2 separate regions of the Homo sapiens genome follow, and region 2 is linked to region 1. The links are chromatin contacts, found by Hi-C or POLR2A ChIA-PET in ENCODE. All regions are on one chromosome and are shown on one strand. Each heading gives the region's core, a stretch centred on a gene start or an enhancer-like site at or near the end of the contact. The rest is flanking DNA. Distances are from core to core; before and after follow the strand shown.

Region 1 (6,363 bases), core at 2,129-4,628:
ATGCCATTTCAGAGCCCAAGGAAAAACTGTCCAGTCAGAACAGAGAACAATTCAGGTCAGGACTCAGGGACTAGAGAAGAGGCAGGACATGCCAAGCATTGAGAAGTCAAGGAAAGACTAAGAATGTATGAAAGAGAAAGTAAGTCTGGGAGAGAAGGTTTTAGAAACCCACACGAGTTGAAAGTGAACGTTGGATCAAAGTTCCTGAACGGGTGGAATGTTGACATTGTTTGGGAGACCATGAAAGGAGAGATGACCTTTTCATCAGAATCAGTCAAAGCTGGTTTAGAGTTTTGGCTTTGCCACACAATGTGACCTTGAGTAAGGCACAGAGGTTGTGTGGTCTCAAGTTTCTCCCTCATTAAAAAAAAAGGGGGGGAGGAATTTAACAGTTTGGTTAAAAGGGTCTCTAAGTAAGGCTTCTTCCAGCCCAGAAATTCTCTGCTTCTATTTTAAATGAAAACAAACCGGACTTTGGGATTTGTTTCTTGGACTGTGGGAAGGGGGCAGTCTCTATTGTGCAACCATGGATTTAGCCTATATTTAGATTCATGCTTTGGGATTATTACTTCTGACAACAAGTCATCCTGCAGAAGTCCACTAATAATTTGAAATAAGGACTCTGTGTTTCAAAATTCTGAACTGTGATACTGCTTCAGTTTATTTGAATGAACAGTGGTGATATAATCAGCTGCAAATATTTCTTTTCTATCCAGGACATCTGCCATGTTTGACTCGTAACAGCAATCCATAAATGTGGAAGGCTGCGCCATCAAGCATTCTTATTTCTCTGTAGGTCTTGTCATTAATGAGAACTTTGGTTGAGTTGAAAGGGACTGGAAATCTGAGGAAAGCATGGGACTAAAACCCCAACAAATGTAAGCAATAGCTGCTTAATTTGAAGTGACACTTTTCTGTGTTTGACATTTTTGGCACTGCAAGCTGGGATGTTTGCCACTGGAAAGTCAAAATGCCTGCAAAAACAAATGCCCAGTTTTCAGATATCTGGTCTGTATCATTTATTTTTAATACTAAATGTGACATAGTGTAATGTTCTATCGATTAAATTAAACTGCACGAGTGAGGGAGATAGAATTTCAATCGAATTCTTAGATGAAAAATGAGCTGCCTGTCGTAGAATTTTCCTGGCAATCGTCTAACATCCTGATAGATATTGGCTGGCTCCACTGAAACAGCTGCAACCTTGCAGCCATCAAGCTATGCCTAAACAAGGGGCACCCCCATTCAGGAGAAAAAATGTCTTGGGCCTTTAAAGAAGAGGGAAAGGATTTCTTGGTTAGTCGGGAGCTTTACAGATTGATTTTCCCCCTCCATGATTGACATCTTCTTCTTGGAGACTTTGTGTGTTTTTTTGGTGAAGTCATTATGAGATGCTACACAGCTGCGATGTATGTTTAGAAGAGGCACTCTGCATTCAGTCCTACCGCCCTTCCCAATTGCCTATGAAACAAGAAAGTCTATTCATGTTGCTATCTGCTGTTTAAAGAACATTCATGTGTCTCAGGCTGGTGTAGTCCAAATATGATGCGGTAGGAAGGTGTTAGCAAAATTCAAGATCCTAAGGAGACATTTCTGGTGGGATAACAACAGTCTGACGAGGAGCTACATTTCCTGTCTTAGCATGATTTATATTGTTCCTTGCCCCCACGATGCGGAACAAGAATAACATTTTTACAAGAGACCTATATTTCTGCACAAAGAAGGGTGAGGGTGGGTGGCGTGAGAATCTCCTTGGTGATGCTTTGTCTGGAAATTCCTCCTTCTTATTTGGCAACTTAGAGAAACTGGGAGGCAGGGATGTTGAGAGAAATATGACAGGGTAAGACCATTTGGGGCCCAGCAGATGTGCTCAATTGAAGTAGGACATTGCAACCCATGAGGTCAGTGACCTTGTAGCTATGCAGCCAGGGCATAGTTCCCTAGAGAATGACAAAGGCTTGAGATCTGTCCTTTAAGGATGGATGGTCAAAGGTGAAATGCAGCCTGGAGAATCCAGACTGGGAGTGCCACAGGAAGGGAGCACTATGGGTCAGCAAGGCCTGGGAGACAATGTGCTTGCCTGGAACCGGAGCTCAGCACAGGTAGATGCAGTGTATAAAGTGCGAGAGACAATCAGAGGAGGTGTGAGTTTCCCTCGGAGGATAGCAAGGAGGGGCTCTTTCAGCAGTATAAAGCAATGTATGAACTGTACAGGCAAAGAGACAAAGACAGATGGAATATACAAAAATATAACCCGTAAATAGCAACAGTGGTGGCAGGAACAACTAGAACAGTCAGCTCCATGCATTGGAAACTGAGCTTAAATAAATTCGGAAGGAATAAACTATTAGAAACATGGACTCCAGAGAAAAGATGGTGCAAAAAAACCCAAAAAACCAAAACCAAAACAAAAAAACCCCCCACAGAATAGATTATGTCTTAGCTTTATAATAGAATACTATGAAGTCATTGTAAAGAATACATAGATTTATTTGCTTTCCTATGAATGTCAGATATATACTAAGTGAAAACATTATGTCCCAGACAGTGTACTCTGATCAATTTGTGGGAAAAAACTGTATATATACATAGGTATGTGCATGAATATGTTTGTGTTTATATGCATTTATGTCTGTAATATTTTTCTATGCATATTTACATGTATGTGATATATGGCACATTTTTAGAAGTTTTTGTAAATCTTCTAGTAGTTTTAGGAAACAATTCAGAGAGGGTCAAGTTGAGATGGGGGAAAGATTAGAAGAGAATATGAAAACAGAAACTTTAACTTTATCTCCTTGTACACCGTTGGCATTTTTTTCTTTTTACACTAAGTGTATATTACTTTAGTAATGATAACAATGATGATGACGATGGCAATGGGCAACAATAAATCACAAAGCAGAACTAGTGTGTATGTGGCAACTTTGTTTCTGTTCTCATTAAAGGAAGCTAGAATAATTTAACAATTGCTTAGTGAGTGACCAGTAATTCACCTAGCTGTGTGTTACTCATTGAAATGTGCTATAGAGGGGACAAAATTAAAATCTGAGGATACTTAGGTATGCTATACCGTGTTTTCATCCCTCAGTGAATCCTTTCATGTCCAAAGTTCTGAGTGTACCCTCTCAGTCAGCACAACCAGAAATTCTTTGGCTGAGCTGACACTGGCTAACCTTGCTGCCGCGATGCACGTGTCCAGGTCGGGCCTGTTGATTCCGGCTGGGGTGTCTCTAGTCACAGAGGTTCCGGCCACACAGCTGGTGCCAGAACAAGGGTCTGGCTCTTCTGTTAATCAGCCTTACTGAAATGAGCTGCAAACACAACCGAATGCTTGAGCTGACCTATGATCCTTCTGATTCAGGAATGTCTCATTTAATGCATCAACGGGCTTGAGTCTCCCCTTCCAGTGTGGGAGAACATGAACTACTTACATATCTTCTTAGGCCGGAAGGAGGGAGGCATTTCTCAAAAGCTATTCCTGAATGTCTTCCTCTTGTGATTTTAAGGGAGGAGGAGGCTTGTGGGGGTGGGGGATGGATAACATTCTTCAGTTTCTGGCTGGGATGCCAGCCCAAAAATCTTTTATTTTTTTTTTCTGCACCATATGGATACAGGAAAAATATAAAGGATGTGTTCTTTGCCCTTGAGGAATTTATAATCTGGTTGGGGGGCAGCCAAACTGCTGCTGGGTAGCCTCAGATCGGGTGCAGCATGAGCTGGTGAGAGGCCGTGTGTGCTGTCCCAGCAGGCCCCAGCTGTTCCCTTTTCTCGGGGTCTCGGCCTGAGCTCCGCCTGGGGCTGCAGGTCAGTGGGCTGCAGGCAGGCACTGTCTCATTTCTTTTGTTTCATAGCATTGGTTTTGGCCACAGTCAGGAATTTTTCAAACTAAAAGCTTCTGGTGAACAGTCTCTGGTTCAAGTTCACAAGCCACATCATTAATCATGAATAAATGGTTGTAGAACACCCTTTCTCTTGCCAGGGAAAATACAGAGAGTTATAAACACACAAACAAATAAACACACAGCGCCCCCAACTAGAAAATTGATACCTTCTGTGGCCAGGGCATTTTCAGAATTGGAAGACTTTAGACACCACCAGGTTAAGCCCTGTCATTTCAGTTTAGGGACAGAGAAGTAAAGGCCCATGTTCCATCGATGAGAGATAATCTATTAAATAGCCCATATTTTCTGACTCCTCAACCAGTATTTTTTCCCATGGTAGAATTTGAGAATGCCTGTTAATGTGGACTGAGTTCATGTCATTCCACTGTATGTAAAATGAGAGGAGATGAATTTCTAAGTGATAGCTTCGTTTTTACTTTTTGATTAGGTGACTACCTAAAGGCAACATGAGCAGTAAGAAAATAAAAGTTTTTTTTTTTGTTTCGAGACAGAGTCTTGCTCTGTCTCCAGGCTGGACTGCAGTGGCACGATCTCCACTCCCTGCAACCTCCGCCTCCCGGGTTCAAGTGATTCCCCTGCCTCCTGAGTAGCTGGGACTATAGGTGCGCGCCACCACACCTGGCTAATTTTTTGTATTTTAGTAGAGACAGGGTTTCACCATGTTGACCAGGATGGTCTTGATCTCCTGACCTTGTGATCTGCCCGACTTGGCCTCCCGAAGTGCTGGGATTACAGGAGTGAGCCACCATGCCCAGCCAAAAAATTTTTTTTTGAGAAGGAGTCTTACTCACTGTCACCTAGGTTGAAGTGCAGTGGAGACATTTCAGCTCACTGCAACCTCCACCTCCTGGGTTCAAGCGATTCTCCTGCCTCAGCTTCCCAAGTGGCTGGGATTACAGACACGCCACCACGCCCGGCTAATTTTTGTATTAGAAAATGAAAAGTTAATTTATCTAATTGGGTTTTTGTCTCTGTCAGGTATGAGAACAGAGTAAAGATGGGCTGGGATGGGGAGAGAGAAGGGCCTGGGTCTGCAGATTAGATGGCCCATCAGAGCAAGTTAGGGGCTGAGGTGGGTTTATAGCAGAAGCAAGAGAGATAACATCTAAGTGAAGGTGGGAAAGAGCAGGGGCTGATGTCTGGCAGCGGCAGCAGGGAGCGGGGATCTGTCAAGAAGAGAACCAGCAAGACTCCAGTCCAAAAGGACTTGTGACCAAGGCAGGGATTCAGCCATGGGAAATGAAGAACATCCCCAGATACTGAAATGGGCTGCTGAGCCAAGGACTGAGTTATGAGAAGTAAGGCAAAATTTTAGAACTAGGCACAGAGTTCTACCTGGATCAACAACAGGGCTCACTAGTGGAGTTGAGCCTGTGGAGTCTAGAGTCTGTCAGGTTGGGATTCCTTAATTTCTTCCAAACCATGAATGGGTTCTGGTGTAAGGCTTAAGTCAGCAGGAGGGAACAGGGAGTCGGGCTGGTAACTGTAGGAGGTAGATGGGAGCAGAGCCTAGAATTTGGAAATGGATGAATTAAAAGCAGCTGGACAGTTCAACACAGAAGGGATTGGAGGTATGTGAAGGAGAATGGGCCCAAGGTCAGCTCAGAAAGGCTTGGCTTTCCTGGTTCTCAAAAATTTTAAAGAAAAGCTGTTAATTAGAATGGTTGTTCATCAATGTATAAAAAAATAGAAAGGCAGAGTCTAGAGGCAAATGTTGGCAGTGCCTGTACAAACACTAACCGGAATAAAGGATGTGAATGTTATCAATAAACTTGGAGTTTCTGGGTCTCACTGCTTGTATTAGTCTGTTTTCACACTCCTATAAAGAACTACCTGAGACTGGGTAATTTATGAAGAAAAGAGGTTTAATTGACTCACAGTTCTGCAGGCTATACAGGAAGCATAGCTAGGAGGTCTCAGGAAACATAATCATGGTGGAAGTTGAAGGGAAAGCAGGTATGTCTTACCATGGTGGAGGAGGAGTGAGAAAGCGAGAGAGAGAATGTGCCACATACGTTTAAATCATCAGATCTTGTGAGAACTCACTATCATAAGAACAGCAAGGGGGAAATCACCCCCATGATCCAATCACCTCCCACCAGGCCCCTTTCCTGACACATGGGGATTACAATTCGATATGAGATGTGGTGGAGACAGAGTCAAACCATATCACTGCTGGACTAGGACTTTGGTGAAGAAGCTATGAATTATGTGGATTGTCTTATAGAAGCTCCTCTTGCCTCCCTCTGGTTCCACACCCTCTAGACAACCTTCTGAGTGAGATTTGACTCCTTATATAGGCAGGACACACCAATAAGTATGCTCTGGTGCAAAGGAAGTTTAGTTTCATTGTAATACATTGAGTTTCTGATTTAGACATTGGTCTCTGTGAGCTTGGTTAAAGTGTGATTGTCATTAAAAGATGAATCTGTTCTTGATGTGTTGTCAAAATCTGCTT
Region 2 (6,564 bases), core at 3,766-6,265, 240 kb after region 1:
CAGCTGCTCGGGAGGCTGAGGCAGGAGAATCACTTGAACCTGGGAGGCGGAGGTTGCGGTGAGCTGAGATCGCACCATTGCACTCCAGCCTGGGCAACAAGCATGAAACTCCGTCTTGAAAGAAAAAAAAAAAAAGAATGAAAATTTAAATCCCCCAAAATGGTTGTCTAGATAACACTGAACACATGAATACTCAGAGACATTTGGATGATGGGTGTCCTTTGCATAAAAAGCCACATGACTGACAGTATTTTTCCATTTTTATTCAGATATTTTTGAAATAATGTAGACAGCCAACAGGCTCACCTCCAAGAGAGAATACATAATCATTGAGGTGGGAGATTTTCAAAACTACTTCTTATTTTTTTCCAGTTTATGTGATTTGTTTTCATTTCTTCAAATCATTTTAGTGATCTACTCCATCCCCTTCCTAGTGCGCAGCTCACTATCTGGCACATAGCAGATATGAAATAAATTCTCTTAAAATGATGGATGGGTAAATGAATGCATTATTCTTAAATCATTTATCCTTCAGTACAGAAATTATACTAGGGCAATGAGGAACTATTTGTTTAGAAGAGAACAGACATCTATTGAGTGTGCACTATGAGCTAGAAACTGGCCAAGACAATATGTGTGTGTATACACACACACAGACACACACACACACAAACACATAAGTATATATATGTACTTTTACAGCCACCTTGTCCTATGGTTTGAATGTGTTCCCCAAAGATTTTATGTTGGAAACTTGATCCCCAGTGCCATGATGTTGGAAGGTGGGACCTCATAGGAGGTGTTTGCATTGTGGGGCGGATCCCTCATAAATGGATTAACACTGTTATCACAGGAGTGGATTCATTATAAAAGGCCAAATTTAGCCTTGTCTTGCTCTCTCTCCGTTGCTTTGTTTGCCCTTATGCCACAGGATGACACAGTAGGAAGACCTTCACCAGAGTCTGGTCTCTCTATCTTGGTCTTCCCAGCCCCTAGAAGTATGAGAAATATGTGTCTGTTGATTATAAATTACCCAGCCTGTAGATTTTGCTATAGCAGCACAAAATGGACTGAGACATCATGCAAGTGAGCAGTAGTAGCCCCATTACACATTTGAGTAATACTCACAAGAGGATAAGTAAATTGTGAAGAGCCTTATTAATTAAGAAGTAGAGCTGAGCTATGAGCCTGCTATGAGTTGTTAGGACATCTCCATTGACTCTGGGTTGCCTTTCTGAACTAATCTGCAGTAATTGTTAATGTTTTAGGGGTCTCATATTATTTGAGAATTTGATGAATGTCAGGGCCCTCTCCCAGAGACATGAACATAGAAAAATATATTCTCAACTTTACAAGTAACGTAGGTTCATCATGAATCCCTGATGAATAACTCATCATTACAGAATATCAGATTTTTTTCACCTGGAGTCAGGAGAAAAGATGAGAATCAGCTTGAAAGCAGGGCAGGCATAGCATACTTACTATCCTATTCAGGAACCTTCTCTCACTGGGGATAAAGGATCAAGTATCTTCTTTTCATACCAGGTCTTCCTAACCCTCAGGGAGCTCTTATACTTCCTCCATTCTTAGTGGGATAACATACAGTCATGCCACATAATAATGTTTTGTTCAATGATGCATACACCGCGGTGGTCCCATAGATTATAATGGAATTGAAAGGCTCCTATTACCTAGTAATGTGTTAATAATCCTGACCCTCTGTGGATCTAAGCTAATGTGTGTGTTTATGTCTTAGTTTTTAACAAAAAAGTTAAAAAAATTAATAGAAAAGAGCTTATAGAATAAAAATATATAGAAAGAAAATATTTTTGTACAGCTGTACAATGTGTTTGTGTTTTAAGCTAAGTGAGAAAGTTAAAAATATATGATGTTTATAAAGTAAAAAGTTACACTAAGCTTAAGCTAGTTTACTATTGAAGACAGAAATTAAAAAATAAATATAGCATAGTCTAAATGTGCAGTGTTTATAAAGTCTACAGTAGTGTACAGTGATATCCTAGGCCATCATATTCACTCACCACTCATTTGCTGATTCACCCAGAGCAACTTCAAGTCTTGCAAGCTCCATTCATGGTAAGTGCCCTATACAGGTTTACCATTTTTATATCCTTTATACAGTATTTTTACTGTACCTTTTCTACATGTAGATATGTTGGAATACACCAATACCGATTGTTGTGTTACAGTTGTCTACAGTGCTCAGTATAGTAACATGCTGTACAGGTTTGTAGCCTAGGAACAATAGGCTATGCCATATAGTCTAGATGTAGGCTGTACCATCTAGATTTGTGTTAGTACACTCTATGATGTTTGCACAACAATGAAATTACCTAAGGACACATTTCTCAGAATGTATTCCCATAGTTAAGTGACATATGACTGTGGTTCTATTGGTAAATCTATTCTGGTTTAATAGTCAACAAATGTAGATTTTACAATTTTTACTTTGCTTTAATATTCAACAAATGTCGATTTTACAATTTCTACTTTGCTTTATTCAGTGATTAGAAAATTACTCAATAATAGCCACTTAAATAAATTATGTATCAGGTGCTTGGGGCACAGCAGTGAATAATTCAAATACAGTTTCCACCCAGAGGTGCATTCCTCATGAAATAGAAGAAACCTGAGCTTCAGGTCCCCTCGCTAGCACAGCCCCTTCCAAGGTTCTGGGAGATGCCTTAAGATGCATCCACATGATTATATATTTTTTGGTAAAATATACAAAGTAAGGTATTTTTGTATTGTTCTTGAAGAACAAGTCTCCTTCCTACACTGTAGAAGCTGCAGGCACCACAAAACCTTCATCTGCCCCATCACTATCCTCATGGAGATTAGAGTCTAGCATTGAATAAGTGATCACAGGAGTGAAGGGTTTTGGGTTGGGAGGATAAATTAAGAGATTTGGTCTTTTTGAGGGTCAGTAAAGGTTTCTTGGAGAAACTGACATTTAAGCTGAGACCTGAAGGCTTTTATAAAAAATTTTTGTTCTTTGGCATGGAAGTAGCTGCCTCATCAGGCGGAGGGAATTGTGGGTGTCAAGGCCCTGGGCAGGGCTGAGAGAGGGCAGGGCTGGTTTGAGAGCCTGAACTGGGTACCTACAGTTAGCTAGCTGAGCCTAGCTGGTGAGCGGAGACGAATGAAGCATTTTGAACGTTATTCTAAGGACAATGGCATGCTGCTGAAAGGGAGTTACATAATCAGATTTGCATTAAAAAACCGAAAAAACACCACTCTAGCTGTAGGGTGGAGAATGAATTTTGTTTTGTTTTTACCCTCCAGAAACACCACCTGGAACACAGCTGTGACTTGATAAACAAGTGAAACATTCTTTGGTGTGGTGAGGGGAAAACAAATTTCTCAAAGGACACGCACCATGGTGTATGAGAGGACACTGGAGCCCAGCCAGCATCTGACATGCTGAATTCAAAGTGCAGGTGAAAGTAGGACAACTGATTCACAAGCTGGGATGCCTGTGTTGTTGTTTGCCAGTGTGCGTGTGTGTGTTTTCCTGGCACCCTTCATTCATTCCCCAGCACAGTTGACATCAGGTTGGAAGCAGTGAGTTCTGAGGGAGACTGCTAGAGGACCCAACTTGGAGAATCAACGATCTGCGATGAAGATAATGAAGATAAAGACAATGTCAATGTCAGCGTCCAAAATCATAAGGACCCTTTAAGAAGCTTCCAGAGCAGAAGTGACTGTGCAAGAAGGGCCAATAAAGTCTAGGCAATGCACGACCAGGCGCGGTCGCTCACGCCTGTAATCCCAGCACTTTGGGAGGCCGAGGTGGTTGGATTACCTGAGGTTAGGAGTTTGAGACCAGCCTGACCAACATAGTTTCACCCCATCTCTACTAAAAAAAAAAAAAAAAACAAAACAAAAGTTAGCCAGGTGTGGTGCTGCACACCTGTAATCCCAGCTACTCTGGAAGCTGAGGCAGGAGAATCGCTTGAACCCAGGAGGCGGAGGTGGCAGTGAGCTGAGATTGCACCGCTGCACTCCAGCCTGGGCGACAGAGTGAGACTCTGTCTCAAAAATAAATAAATAAATAAATAATAAAGTCTAGGCAATGCAGCAGACTGCAGACAAATGGGTCTCCAGACTCATGAGCACTTGGCTTTTGTTACTCTCACCTCCACCACCCTTTACCTGGTTCTATATCTGTCCTTTGGACCTTCCTGCATTTACCTTCCTGCTTTTGCTCCTTAGTCTGGTTTTGTCCCAGAATTTACTCTCCTACTGCCCGCTCTCCTGTCCCTGATGGTTCATAGTTTCTTACTATCAGGGAGAAACCCTGATATTGACTTGGCCCAGCAGTAATTCTGTCCATGCAATTCTCTTGCATGGGCTGTGACAGGCAGACACCTCACTAATTAGATCAGCACAGGGGTCTGCATACATTTAGTGTGGGGACCTCCAGCCCATCCTGGAGCGCACAAATTTAGTTCAGCACCATTCAGCTGCTGAAATTTGATGCAGTGGCCCTGGATGACCAAAGAATGTGGTGATAATTCTAAACAGGGTGTGTTCATTAAGTGAAGGAAATGTAGAATACGTTTTAGATGAAAAAGAAATTTTTAAGTTTGGAGGGTAAAGATCAATCATCCGTAAAACTAACTGATATATAACAGTTCATTTTTGTTGATACTAGATAAATAAGGAGTGAAGACATTTTCAGAATTACAATGGCATTTATCTGCCTTCATTAAATTAAGCTCAGGAAACTAATGCAGACTCCAAATTGCCCACAGTCTAACACAGTCTCTGCATCTGCGGTTAACAAAATTAAATTTGGGAAAATCAAGAGTAAGACTTTTAATGTTTCTACCACCTGTCAGCCTGGAAAGTTTTCTTAGTTTTTCTTTTTGGAGAGGCATTTGAGATTTGTGTTCCTGTCAACTTGAGAGAGGAATGGAGGAAGTCAAAGGGAAGAAGAGGAGCTGATGTTGCAGTCCGAGGGGAAACAGGAGTGAGGGCAGGGAGCCCAGAAGAGGGTCAGGGTGAAGATGGGTGTGGGGAAGGCAGAGCAAACCAGCTGCTGCTGTCAACCCTGACCTATTTCCTGGAGCTCTGGGAGCCCTCCCATCCCTGCTCTCAGCAACAGTGATGCTGCCTTTGGGCGGCTGTGCAGCCAACCCACACTGAGTGATAGCTGTCCCTGTCATTTTCTTAAATGTCACCAGTGAAAGAGACATTTCCACCTCCCTGGAGTACACATACTCCACTTGTGGATAAGTGGACACTTGGTTCCATTTTCACAGCTTCCAAAAATTGGTCACAGATGACTAACAATTGTGTCAACTTCTCTGGTATGAGAAGCCATAGATGGAGGTATACAGAAATGATTTCTTAAAAAATGTAATGTCCTTTCTATGTGGCAGTAAAACATCTTTCCTGCCACTAGGAGAAATGTGTTCTTTGAATTATTTTCACAGCCATAAAGGCAGACCTGTGAAAGGCTATCTGTACTGGATAGTTCTCTGCTTTCATGGATTTTATTCAGAATCATCCATTCTTGGAAATGGTGGGGAAAGGGGAAATAAAAAGAGAACAAATATATGTTGGATTAGTTAGTATAAATTATAATTCATAAACTACAGTGTCCAAGCAATATTACCTTCCACATATTCTAGAATAGCTTGGTTCCTATTTTTGAGCCCCTGCCTGGTGCCAGTAACGTGTTTTCAGCTAATTCAGGGTTTCTGTCCCCATTTTCCTTGGAGGAATATCTAAGTTCTTTGGGGATATTGCTGGTGCCAAGCATGAAGCTGTTGGAGAACGAGGAGGCTTTGGCATCTTGTCCTCAGCATCACGTAAATCCTATCAGAACTTAGAAGTGAAATGGGAAGGATTGTTTATCTCCTGCCCAACTAGCTGCTGGGTTGTTCCTTACTCCCACTCACAAGGTCTCTTTGTGTCACTCTAGGTCATTTTGCTCTCCTGAGACAGTCTGGGAACCACTTTGAGGCTGTTTGAGTCCAGAGCCATGGCCTAGGCCTCTTGCAGTGTGGGGATCCTGCTGTGTTCCCTCAGCCGAATCAGGGGCACTGGGCAGTGCCTTCCCCTCTCCTGGCCTATTCTCAGCCACGCCTAAGTGATCTTATTTCATCTTGACACTAACCTTGGATATTTGAAATAGAATTATTCATTTACAAAGGAGGAAAATGAGATTCAGACAAGCTAAATACATGCCAAAGCCACATAACTACAAGTGGCAGAGCTCAGTCTGCTTTCCAAACCCATGCGGCTCCCTTCATCACCGTGACTCACCCACTTTATCCCCCAACTTCGAGGAAGTCTCTTCTGATCACCCAAGAATAATGTCTGCCTCCTTAGAAATTTTGTAGCCGTTGGTGTTTCAATTTTGGGAGTGACATCTAATTGTCACACACTGTTTCACATGCTAGCTATCTGTGCACGTATCTAGACAAGCCTGCTTAGGCTGTGGCTCCTGGAAGGCAAAGACCACTTCTTGTGTTTATCTCTATCCCATCTACTAACACCACACTCTGCACATGATAAATGTTTAATATATGATTG

What was found. A loop is a pair of places that touch in the nucleus more often than their neighbours do. ChIA-PET counts read pairs that join two places held with the same protein, here RNA polymerase II (POLR2A). Pooled maps may share reads with other maps.
Region 2: a loop to region 1 is called in a map of heart right ventricle, with 1.9 times the contacts of the local background. The contact joins two enhancer-like sites. A Hi-C loop is called at or near these places in 3 of 168 maps with a recorded cell type or tissue (PC-9, Right ventricle myocardium inferior and heart right ventricle) and 1 of 50 pooled maps. POLR2A ChIA-PET finds 5 or more read pairs at or near these places in 1 of 52 experiments (IMR-90).

What each region holds. Positions count from the first base shown.
Region 1 is chr3:177,513,058-177,519,420 of GRCh38, forward strand. The region is part of intron 1 of LINC00578 (long intergenic non-protein coding RNA 578); the gene reads left to right. Among named protein-coding and RNA genes, the nearest start is that of LINC00578, 74 kb to the left of the region's middle. RefSeq lists an enhancer at 3,488-4,252. Within about 2 kb of position 3,379, at least 15 of the 41 ENCODE cell types and tissues checked have a DNase peak (open chromatin) inside an H3K27ac peak, as active enhancers do; they include heart right ventricle, where a contact is called at or near this core.
Region 2 is chr3:177,748,608-177,755,171 of GRCh38, forward strand. It overlaps LINC00578 (long intergenic non-protein coding RNA 578), which reads left to right. Exons shown (of 4, transcript NR_047568.1): 4 at 3,304-4,097. Among named protein-coding and RNA genes, the nearest start is that of LINC02015, 65 kb to the right of the region's middle. Within about 2 kb of position 5,016, at least 10 of the 41 ENCODE cell types and tissues checked have a DNase peak (open chromatin) inside an H3K27ac peak, as active enhancers do; they include heart right ventricle, where a contact is called at or near this core.